Regions from separate parts of the Homo sapiens genome. Here all the other regions are linked to region 4. The links are chromatin contacts, found by Hi-C or POLR2A ChIA-PET in ENCODE. All regions are on one chromosome and are shown on one strand. Each heading gives the region's core, a stretch centred on a gene start or an enhancer-like site at or near the end of the contact. The rest is flanking DNA. Distances are from core to core; before and after follow the strand shown. Region 1 holds the start of CCDC63 (coiled-coil domain containing 63). Region 2 overlaps IFT81 (intraflagellar transport 81). Region 3 overlaps GIT2 (GIT ArfGAP 2). Region 4 has its middle 19 kb from the start of ARPC3.

Evidence for each region. A loop is a pair of places that touch in the nucleus more often than their neighbours do. ChIA-PET counts read pairs that join two places held with the same protein, here RNA polymerase II (POLR2A). Pooled maps may share reads with other maps.
Region 1: a loop to region 4 is called in a pooled map, with 2.1 times the contacts of the local background. The contact joins the promoter of CCDC63 here to the enhancer-like site in region 4. A Hi-C loop is called at or near these places in 1 of 50 pooled maps. POLR2A ChIA-PET finds 5 or more read pairs at or near these places in 4 of 52 experiments (H1, T-cell, endothelial cell of umbilical vein and 1 more).
Region 2: a pooled map shows a loop between it and region 4 (3-fold over the local background). The contact joins two enhancer-like sites. A Hi-C loop is called at or near these places in 1 of 50 pooled maps. POLR2A ChIA-PET finds 5 or more read pairs at or near these places in 3 of 52 experiments (AG04450, activated CD8-positive, alpha-beta T cell and endothelial cell of umbilical vein).
Region 3: a pooled map shows a loop between it and region 4 (2.5-fold over the local background). The contact joins two enhancer-like sites. A Hi-C loop is called at or near these places in 1 of 50 pooled maps. POLR2A ChIA-PET finds 5 or more read pairs at or near these places in 5 of 52 experiments (B cell, BJ, Caco-2 and 2 more).

What each region holds. Positions count from the first base shown.
Region 1 is chr12:110,845,621-110,848,320 of GRCh38, forward strand. It overlaps CCDC63 (coiled-coil domain containing 63), which reads left to right and starts at 1,367. Exons shown (of 12, transcript NM_152591.3): 1 at 1,367-1,485.
Region 2 is chr12:110,140,384-110,143,083 of GRCh38, forward strand. The region is part of intron 8 of IFT81 (intraflagellar transport 81); the gene reads left to right. Among named protein-coding and RNA genes, the nearest start is that of IFT81, 17 kb to the left of the region's middle. Within about 2 kb of position 1,253, at least 9 of the 41 ENCODE cell types and tissues checked have a DNase peak (open chromatin) inside an H3K27ac peak, as active enhancers do.
Region 3 is chr12:109,949,862-109,952,655 of GRCh38, forward strand. It overlaps GIT2 (GIT ArfGAP 2), which reads right to left. Exons shown (of 20, transcript NM_057169.5): 14 at 1,306-1,455. Among named protein-coding and RNA genes, the nearest start is that of GIT2, 45 kb to the right of the region's middle. Within about 2 kb of position 1,375, at least 16 of the 41 ENCODE cell types and tissues checked have a DNase peak (open chromatin) inside an H3K27ac peak, as active enhancers do; they include B cell, where a contact is called at or near this core.
Region 4 is chr12:110,430,409-110,433,155 of GRCh38, forward strand. No RefSeq gene overlaps it. Among named protein-coding and RNA genes, the nearest start is that of ARPC3, 19 kb to the right of the region's middle. RefSeq lists an enhancer at 1,329-1,438. Within about 2 kb of position 1,408, at least 18 of the 41 ENCODE cell types and tissues checked have a DNase peak (open chromatin) inside an H3K27ac peak, as active enhancers do; they include B cell and endothelial cell of umbilical vein, where a contact is called at or near this core.

The DNA of each region.
Region 1 (2,700 bases), core at 117-2,616, 420 kb after region 4:
GACTGTGTGGCCCGAACCCTGTATGTAATATACTGTCCCACTGACTTCCCTCATGGTTACAACGTGGCTGCCAGCAACATTAGGGGCAACATACTCCCTTGCGTACCATATTATCTTTCTGAAACCAAAAACATGGTAAGTTCTTTTTTTTTTTTTTGAAACGGAGTCTCACTCTGTCACCCAGGCTGGAGTGAGTGTGATCTTGGCTCACGGCAACCTTTGCCTCCTGGGTTCAAGCAATTCTCCTGCCCTAGCCTCCCGAGTAGCAGAGACTACAGGCACCCACCGGGTGTGTGCCACCATGCCGGGCTAAATTTGTTATATTTTTAGTAGAAATACAAAAAAAAAAAAAAAAAAAAAAGAAATACACAGGGTTTCACCATGTTGGCCAGGCTGGTCTTGAGCTCCTGACCTTAAATGATCTACCTGCCTCAGCCTCCCAAAGTGCTAGGATTATAGGCATGAGCCAGCGCACCTGGCCTCCAAAATATGGTAAGTTCTAAAACACACATCCTGTCCCAAGAATTTACGGATGAAGTGGAGACCTTAGCAGGGCTGAGCTACTACAATCCACTCAGGGGGCTAGGAGTTAAAGTGGAAATCACATGGAATCAAAATTACTGTAGAAAACAGGTACCCCCAATAATTTTCCATTAATTCTGTGATTGTTTCTAGAGCTTAGCCCCAGAGAAAGTAGTTGACTTGTGTTTCAGGGCCGATTGTATGAAAAATGTGTATCTTTAAACCACTAAACTCCGTTAGGGCAGTGAAAAGCTCACTTGCCTGGATCACACTTGGGTTCCCGTGTTATGCTCACAGTGGGTGGGGGTCAGGTGGATGTTCTGAAGAAAATTCTCCTGCACTGATGAAGTTATTTTTCTCATGAAATATCTCTTTCCCCCCCCGCCCCAACATTTTTTTTTAATTTATTTTTACTTTATTTTATTTTTCAGAGTAGAAAAAACTGGGCTCCTTTGAGTTAGCTGCGTGTGAAGTCTGTACCTAGCAGGGCTGCTGTGAGCATGAGTGTAGGTGTAGGCTAAGAAGACGGTGAATGGGGTGTGAGTGGGGCGAGGTGGACCAGCGATTGCATGGCGTTGGCCGAGGGAGGGGCTAAGACTGTTGATTGACTCAAGAAGTCACTTAGCGTCATGAGGGTCCGGGTAGTCTGGTAAGGGGTCGCTGGAGAGTGTGTCGCCCCTCTCCCCCAACCAAAAGCTTCCCTCCAACCAGCTGCTCTTGTCCTCTCCTCCCGAGGGCCCTGTGCCCTCCCAGCGGACTTGCAGGGGAGAACGTCCATGTTTGTGCGAGTCACAAAGGCGCCCGTTCCAGGGGTCCCAGAACGCCCGGGCGTGGGGCTGGGGGTGTGGCGCAGCGAGGCCGCGCAGCAAGCAGTCCTCCCGGCACCGTCGGAAGCGCAGTTGCAGCAGCCGTCGGACAAGCGGCCGGAGCAGCCACGGACAAGCAGTCCGGGCCCCGCCACTGGTAAGTTTCGCCGCCCGCCCGGCCGCGCCTGCTGCGCCACAGCTCCCCCTGCCAGGGAAAAGGAAAGAGCGGTCGCGGTCCCCAGTCCATTCATATCTCGCTGCCCTAAGCGTTGAAAGTATCAGGGTCTCCCGCAATCATGCATAAATAAATTGTAGTGTGTAAAATAACTCCAGAGCCGCGCGAGGTGGCTCATGCCTGTAATTCTAGCACTTTGGGAGGCTGAGGCAAGAGGATCGCTTGAGCCCAGGGGTTCGAGACCAGCTCGGGCAAATTCGTCTTTACAAAATATTTAAAAACTTAGCCGGGCGTGGTGGTGCCACCTGTAGTCCCAGCTTCTTGGGAGGCTGAAGGGGGAGGATCGCTTAAGCCCGGGAAGGTTGAGGCTGCAGTGAGCCGAGATTGAACCACTGCACGCTAGCCTGGGTGACAGAGAGAGAGAGAGACGCTCTCAAAAAAGGAAAAAAAAAAAGTTCAACAAATTTTTATTTTCCTCCCATAATAATCCTTAAAAAACAAAAAACAAAACAAACAAACAAAAAACAAGAAAAACAACAACAACAACAAAAAACTGTGTATGTGTTTCTGTGCTCCTGTTTGGCTAGTGCCCTAAGCACATGTTTAATTCCAGGTTGTGCAGCCCTGGCTCAATATGATCCACATAGCTGCCTGTCCCAAGGTCCCTAGGGAATCCTTCGGGGGCAGGCTTGTCTTTTAAAGGCAGGTTGTTAAAATTCAGAAGCAGATGAGGTGCAGGCCTAATTAGATATTAGATAAATGAAGATGATCTCTGCCTGGAGGAAACTTCATTCATTCAAACTGTATTTGCCAAGAGCTGCCCATGCGCCCAGGACTATGGATGCTGTGGTGAATAGACTGAGGCCCAAGGGGCAGGAGGCCCTTGCCTGACGTCCCCTGACCTGGGCTGCTGGGCTTCTCTGCACTTTTCCTCGCACACGCTGTTCCCCAGAAGTGGGCAGCTTTTAGATTCCTAACAGGAACTGCAAATTCAAATTCCTACTGGCTCTAGGCAGTTACAGAAAATGTGAGAATTGTGGGGAGGGGAGCTTAGCCAATAGGGAGGAGTGGGGCCTGTGGCCAGGAGAGTGAGTGCATGACCCACATTTATGTTTTGAAACACTGTGGAACAGAACTGGAGGTAGGTTGAATTGGCCCCATGGACTATGAGTTTCAGACCCTTGAATGAGAGGGTGG
Region 2 (2,700 bases), core at 3-2,502, 290 kb before region 4:
GACCCTTTTTAATGTCTCACTCTTGCCCCCTTCTGCCTTTCTGTCCCTCCCCAGGCAACCATGGATTTGCTTTCTGTCACTATAAATCAGTTTATATTTGCTAGAATTAGAAACTTTTTTTTAAATAGAGAAAATATTATTTGAGAATTTTAAATCTTTAAAAACATTTTAGTCTTTGATTCCATGCATCTCTAATTACATGGGGTACACTTAAGAACCTGAGGATGGAAAAGCTGGTCATCTAACAGACAAAGAAGTCAGGATGTAGATTTAATCGAAAACCACATAGGAATGACTGACTAATTACAGTGTGATTTATTTATTTTTATTGTTTATTTACTTATTTATTTATTTTTTGAGATGGAGTTTCACTCCTGTTGCCCAGGCTGGAGTGCAATGGCGTGATCTTGGCTCACTGCAACCTCCGCCTCCCAGGTTCAAGCCATTCTCCTGCCTCAGCCTCCCAAGTAGCTGGGATTACAGGCATATGCCACCACGCCCGGCTAATTTTGTATATTTTTTTAGTAGAGACGGGGTTTCTCCATGTTGGTCAAGCTGGTCTCAAACTCCTGACCTCAGGTGATCCGCCCGCCTCAGCCTCCCAAAGTGCTGGGATTACAGGCATGAGCCACCACGCCTGGCCTATTTTTTATTTTCTGAGACGGAGTTTTGCTCTTGTTGCCCAGGCTAGAGTGCAATGGCATGATCTTGGCTCACCGCAACCTCTGCCTCCCGGGTTCAAACGAATCTCCTACCTCAAGCATCTCTACAGCCTCCAGAGTAGCTGGGATTACAGGCATGGGTCACCATGCCCGGCTAATTTTTTGTATATTTAGTAGAGATGGGGTTTCTCCATGTTGGTCAGGCTGGTCTCAAACTCCCAACCTCAGGTGATTCGCCTGCCTTGGCCTCTCAAAGTGCTGGGATTACAGGTGTGAGACACCACGCCCAGCCTACAGTGTGATTTATTAAACACTTTCTCTTCTCTTCCTTTCTCTAATCCTGAAAAAAGAAGGAATAGTGAAGTAATGAATGGAAAACTTAGAATTTGCAGTTAATAAAATTTTACATGTTAATATATGGTTAGCACGATGGAACTAAAAATAGTTTTAAGGCTTTGGGCCAGATGTATTATGCTTTGGGCCAGATGTATTATGCAATCTATTACACAGATTACTTAAACCAGAAAGCCCATGTGTTAAAAATTTGAGCCAGGCCAGACGAAGTGGCTCACGCATGTAATCCCAGCACTTTGGGAGGCCCAGGCAGGCGGATCACTTGAGGTCAGGAGTTGCAGACCAGCCTGGCCTTAACATGGTGAAACCCTGTCTCTACTAAAAATACAAAAAATTAGCCGAGCTGGTAGTGTGCGACTAATTCCAGCTACTCAGGAGGCTGAGGCAGGAGAATCGCTTGAACCCAGGAGGCAGACAGAGGATGCAGTGAACCCAGAATGCACCACTGCACTCCAGCCTGAGTGACAGAGCAAGATTTCATCTAAAACAAAAAACAAAAAACATTCAAGTCAGAATTTGTAAATGTGTAAATGGAAAGATATGAAATAAACTTTGTAAATCTCTCTAGGCTGGGAATTTAAAACAAGATGGTTATTCACTGAAAATCTGTGTGTATAGTTGTCCAACTGCAAAAATAAGAAAACTAAAATCTTAAAAATATAAATTGCCACTTAACTGTAAACTAATAATACTTTACAAAATAAAAAATACCAAAACATGGAAAACTTAAAACATTTATGTGTAGGTAGATACTTTGTTTCTTTTTTCTTTTGTTTTTTTGAGACAGAGTCTCCCTCTATCCCCCAGGCTGGAGTGCAGTGATGGTGACACGATCTTGGCTCAGTGCATCCTCTTCCTCCCAGGTTCAAGCGATCCTTGTTCCTCAGCCTCCCAAGTAGCTGAGACTACAGGCATGTGCCACCATGCCCGGCTAATTTTTGTATTGTTAGTAGAGACAGGGTTTTGCCATGTTGCCCAGGCTGCTCTCGAACTCTAGACCTAGGTGATCCACCCACCTCGGCCTCCCAAAGTGCTGGAATTACAGGCGTGAGCCACTGCACCTGGCCTGTTACTCTTTTTTAGATTTTAACTTGTGGTGCTTTTAGTAATGTCTTCATTGGCTTGAAGCTGACAAATGATAATGAATTATCATTTATGAACTGTTATAATAGAAATATAAATTGTTCTGGGTACAGTGTAATCCCAGAACTTTGAGAGGCTGGGATCACACCTGTAATCCCAGCACTTTGAGAGGCTGAGGCAGGTGACTGCTCAAGCCCAGGAGTTAGAGACCAGCCTGGGCAACATGGCAAAACCTCGTCTCTACAAAAAAAAATACAAAAATTACCTAGGCGTGGTGATGTACACCTGTGATGCCAGCTACTTCCAGCTACTCAGGAGGCTAAGGTGGGAGGATCACTTGAGCTGTGAAGGTTTAGGTTGCAGTGAGCTGAGATAGTGCCACTACACTCTAGCCTGGGTGACAGAGCAAGACCCTATCTCAAAAAAATAAAAAATACATATGTATATATATAGCATTAAAAGTATTCCAAAAGAAAAAAAATACATGATCATCTGTATAAAAGAGCACCTGGGTTAGATTTTATTTGTGTTATCATTTGGTTCATGGGTCTCTTAAATGCTTAGAAGGTAAAATATGACCCAACAATGTATCTGGCTCAGC
Region 3 (2,794 bases), core at 125-2,624, 480 kb before region 4:
GGAACAAACTATAATCCACTAAATAAAATATATTCCAAAGAAGGCAAAGAAAATACAGGTCCTGTATGTTATGACAAAGGGGCTCTCGGTCTGTCTCGTTTACAGCTGCACGGCAGCCCTAGACAGGGCTGGGAGACACAGAACAAGTGTCTGTTCGTTTAAGGCTAGCTGATCTTAAGCATTCTTCATTCCCTGCTACTATAGGCATTAGAGCCATTTATTTCAAAAAGTCTCAAAAATGCTCTAGAAGTCAACATCAAAAGAATCCTAGACCAAACCCCAGGCAAAAGTGCACAGCAATTTCCTTCCCTAGTAAACAGAGGGGCATGGGCCCCTTTTTAGTTCTTCCACCTTCCTTTAGGAAGCAGCACTGAAAAGAGTCCAGGCACACATGGAGTGTGCCACGTCCTCAGGTCTTGAAAATGATTTGAAAACCTTACTTCTCAAATGACAGCCTAAAGACATAGATTATATATTTCATTTTGTTTCTGGTTAAGTAAAGTGTCCAAATCTCATTTTAGAGCTGAATGATGAGTGATACCCACAAAGTCATGGGCAAAATTTGCAATTTTTCGAATTCCCTTATTTAGCCATCTCATAAGGAGTTGCATACACAATCCCCCTCCTACTAAGGGTATTCCTTGCTACCATCAACCACACTCCTTTTAGGGATTAATATATTCACACGGTTCTGATTCTCTCAAAAGGTAATGAATGAGAAAATGCTGAGCAAATGAGATTGTTTTTTACCAGTGTGCAGCTCTTCCTAGTACAAATGAAATGTTTTTTCTTATTTTTTGAGCACCTACTCTGTGGCAGGCCCTCCTGTAGGCTCTGGGGATAATACAAGTTAGTAGTAAAAACTGGTGAGCAATAAGGTGGGGATGTGGGATAGGGCTGCCAGGGTGGGAGCAGGGTTTGAATGCTGATAAACATGCCCCTGCCCAGGGCTCTCATTGGCTCTGTCTCCATGGTGTGATCATCCTTCCCTAGCAATGGGAAGAATCACATCCATGGAGCCCCATCCAGGTTTCCAGGAAGCACAGAATAGTCCAAGGGTTATTCTAATGGGCACAAATGCTTAAATAGATGTTAGGTTTCTCCTACCTGGGGAACTTACTCTGGATATATTTCATTTTAAATATCCAAATACATCCTGCTTCAAAAAGACAACTTGGCCCAAAGATTTCTAAGGCTGTTACAATAACTGTTTTTCTTTCCTCGGACCACATCACAGTGCCTGAGATTCTTCCTTGTACTATGGGATTAAAGCGTCAACCGTCCTGGCATTTATTAACATGTTACCTTTTTCTGCATAATTCTCAGCTCGTCACTCAAGTTGTTATTCACCTTCATTAGCTGCTGTATCTTGGCCTCAGAAGCCACTAGAGCGTTTTTGACCTCCATAAATTCCTGTACAGTGACTGGTCCATCTGATAAATCTGAATCTAGGCTCTAAAAATAAATTGGGAAAACGTTCACAATCTGAGATGACGAGAACATTAAAGACTAACAGCTCAAGAATTTCAAATTCTGACCAAGCCAGCTGAATTGCAAAGTTAGTCAAACCAAATCAAGGCCTCTGAGAGTAATGCAAAACTAAAACATAAAAGTAGGGTCACTATACTATTTAAAAAATTTGAAAGTCAGTATTTTCTAATAGAACAGGCAGTGAGGCTACACATCTATGCTGACAATGACTGTCTAAGGAGGTCTGTCCTGTCTTGTAAGCCTTTCTCTCGTTCACTCTTGTTTTGTTTTTATTCATTCTTTCATTAATTCATTCATTCCAACATTTTCATTGAACATTAGGCAGTGTTCTAGGTGCTTGGGATATATTAGAAAAGAGACAAAGATTCCTGCTTCCATGGTGTTTATATTCCAACAGCATGAGAGAGTATATATATTGCATGATTGAGGGTGATGAGTGCTGTGGGAAAAGATAAGACAGAGCAGGGTAGGGGGCTGCATGTTAAGCGGGGAGCTGGGGTAAGCCTGTGAGTGGGTGAGAGGTGAGCAGAGCCCCAGGAGGTGAGGGGATGAGTCACATGAATCTGGAGGAAGAACATTCCAGCCTGCAGTGGAGCTCAGCTAGAGGGAGCAGGTGTGTGGGATGGACTGGGCAGGAGGCCAGGCGGTTGACAGAGGGCCTGGTCACAGAGGGTCTTGGAATGACCTCGGCTCTCACTGAGTGAACCAGGTGGCTTCCGGGAAGTCTGCGCAGGGGTGTCCCCTGCATCTGCTAATGACGCCATCTTTCTCACAGTCATGTGGGCCGAAGAACTCCAAACAAATCTTCTATAAATCTGTCTCCCCACTTCAACCTTCCGACTTATTGCCAAGACTTTTCTATTCTACCTTCCTATTCATCCATTCTCAAATGATTGCCAAGCCCCTCTGTGGGTGTGTCCTGGGGGTCAGCAGAGGGTGCACAGCCTGGGGTCCTGCTGCCCTCTCCCCCAGCTCACACTCTGGTGCCGAGGTCTCTCCCACCCGCACCATCCTAGCATGGGTCCTTAGGTGGCCTGCATCAGCTCCAGTATGGATCTCTCCCTCCACTCTCTAACCCACCAGAAGAGTCCTCCCCAGACATGGCATCCTGGGCTCTGCACTGCCTGTGAGGCCCACTCTCTTCCGTCGGGTGTCATACCCCTCCTGCTGCAGCTTCGAGTCCCAACCTTTTTAGGCTGTCCCTATGCATGACCAGCTTCCCCTTAGATGCCCTGGTTTCACTTTCTTTCTGACTCCTCCACATGCCCCAATCCCAAGCGTCCCTTGAGGCGCATCTTAAGAG
Region 4 (2,747 bases), core at 158-2,657:
CGTGTGTGTGTGTGTGTGTGTGTGTGTGTGTGTGTTCCCAGCATTCAACAATATGAAGTTGAGTTGCTTGATCAAAAATAATAAAATCTGGAGGCTGGGAGCAGTGGCTCACGCCTGTAGTCCTAGCACTCTGAGAGGCTGAAGCAGGAGGATCACTTGAGCCCAGGAGTTCGAGATCAGTGTGGGCAACATGGTGAGACCCCATCTTTATTTAAAAAAAAAAAAAAAAAAAAAAAAAGGCCGGGCGCGGTGGTTCACACCTGTAATCCCAGCACTTCAGGAGGCCGAGGCGGGTGGATCACGAGGTCAGGAGATTGAAACCATCCCGGCTAACACGGTGAAACCCCGTCTCTACTAAAAATACAAAAAATTAGCCGGGCGTGGTGGCGGGCGCCTGTAGTCCCAGCTACTCGGGAGGCTGAGGCAGGAGAATGGCATGAACCAGGGAGGCGGAGCTTGCAGTGAGCCGAGATGGTGCCACTGTACTCCAGCTTTGGCGACAGAGTGAGACTCCGTCTCAAAAAAAAAAAAAAAAAAAAAAAAAAAAAAAGAAGGGGAAGAAAATAAAAATCTGAGAACTATTACTAAATTACCTTGTCTAAAAAGTCAACATTATAATTGTTTTTAATGTCAGCATTACATTTCAATTAAAGCTGTATTTTAAAGTTCATACTATTGGACCGGGCGTGGTGGCTCACGCCTGTAATCCTAGCACTTTGGGAGGCTGAAGCGGGTGGATCACCTGAGGTCAGGAGTTTCAGACCAGCCTGGCCAACATGGTGTAACCTTGTCTCCACTAAAAATCCACAAATTAGCTGGGCATCGTGGCGCACGCCTGTAATCCCAGCTATTTGGGAGGCCGAGGCAGGAGAATCGCTTGAACCTAGGAGGTGCAGGTTGCAATGAGCTGAGATTGCGCCACTGCAATCCAGCCTGGGTGACAGAGCAAGGCTCTATCAAAAAAAAAAAATCAGACTATATTCATGTATAATTTATAATAAATCATTTGGAAATTGTCCTCTTGCATATATTAAAAAACAAAATATAACAAAACAAAACACCTACCACGATAAAGTCCCAAGGGGAAATGGTCCAGAAGCTAGTTCCAGCGCCTGTGGCCCGTGCGCCCCCTGCTGGCAGTAACGGAACTGGGAACAGGACCCAGAGTAAGCTGGTTTTCTATCATGATGGTTCCACAATTAAAAAAAAAAAAAAAAAAGGGGCCGGGCACGGTGGCTCACGCCTGTAATCCCAGCACTTTGGAGGGCCAAGGCGGGCGGATCACGAGGTCAGGAGATCGAGACCATCCTGGCTAACACGGTGGTCTCTACTAAAAATACAAAAAAGTTAGGGGGGCGTGGTGGCGGGCGCCTGTAGTCCCAGCTACTCGGCAGGCTGAGGCAGGAGAATGGCGTGAACCCGGAAGGCGGAGCGAGGCGGAGCTTGCAGTGAGCCGAGATCGCGCCACTGCTCTCCAGCCTGGGAGACAGAGCGAGACTACGTCTCAAAAATATATATATATCTATATAGATCTCTACAGATATCTAGATATCTATCTATATATATAGATATTTATCTATAGATATATCTACATATCTATATATAGATCTATATATCTACATATCTATATATAGATATATCTATATAGCTCTATATATCTACATATCTATATATAGATCTATATCTATCGATCTATATATCTAGATATATAGATCGATAGATCTATATCTAGATACATATCTAGATATATAGATCGATAGATCTATCTCTAGATATCTATAGATATCTCTAGATATCTAGATATGTCTATAGATATATATACATACATACATATATTTGGCTGGGCGCGGCGGCTCACGCTTATGCCAGCACTTTGGGAGGCCAAGGCAGGCGGATCACTTAAGGTCAGAAGTTTAAGACCAGCCTGGCCAACGTGGTGATATGTTTAAAATAAAATTTTTTTTTCTTTTTTGAGACAGGGTCTCAACTCTGTCGCCCAGGCTGGAGTGCAGTGGTGCGATCATGGCTCATAGCAGCCTCGACCTCTAGCCACCAGGCCTGGCCCCAAACCTGTAATCTTGAAATGAATCAGGGTGGCTTTCTCTCCTTTCTGACATGTCTGTAACCCCTGTGGCAGAAGTTCCAACCCAAACACCAAAACTCTGATTCTGGGTTAAGAATTTTAATTTAGGACAGGTGCAGTGGCTCATGCCTGTAATCCCAGTGTTTGGGAGGCTGAGGTGGGTGGATCACTTGAGTCCAGGAGTTTGAGACCAGCCTGGACAACACAGCAAAACCTTGTCTTGCTGGGCGCTGTGACTCACACCTGTAATCCCAGGACTTTAAGAGGCCGAGGTGGATGGATCACTTGAGGTCAGGAGTTTGAGACCAGCCTGGCCAATATGGTGAAGCCCCGTCTCTACTAAAAATACAAAATTAGCCAGGCGTGGTGGCACAAGCCTGTAATCCCAGTTACTCAGGAGGCTGAGGCAGGAGAATAGCTTGAACCTGGAAGGCAGAGGTTCCAGTGAGCCAAGATTGCACCACTGCACTCCAGCCTGGGAGACAGAGAGAGACTCAGTCTCAAAAAAAAAAAAAAAAAGCAAAAAACAAACCAAACCAAAACAAAAAACACAAAAAAACATGATACCCCATCTCTACCAAAAATACAAAATTAGCTGGGCCTGGAGATGTGTGCCTGTAGTCCCAGCTACTGGGGAGGCTAAGGCGAGAAGATTGTTTGAGCC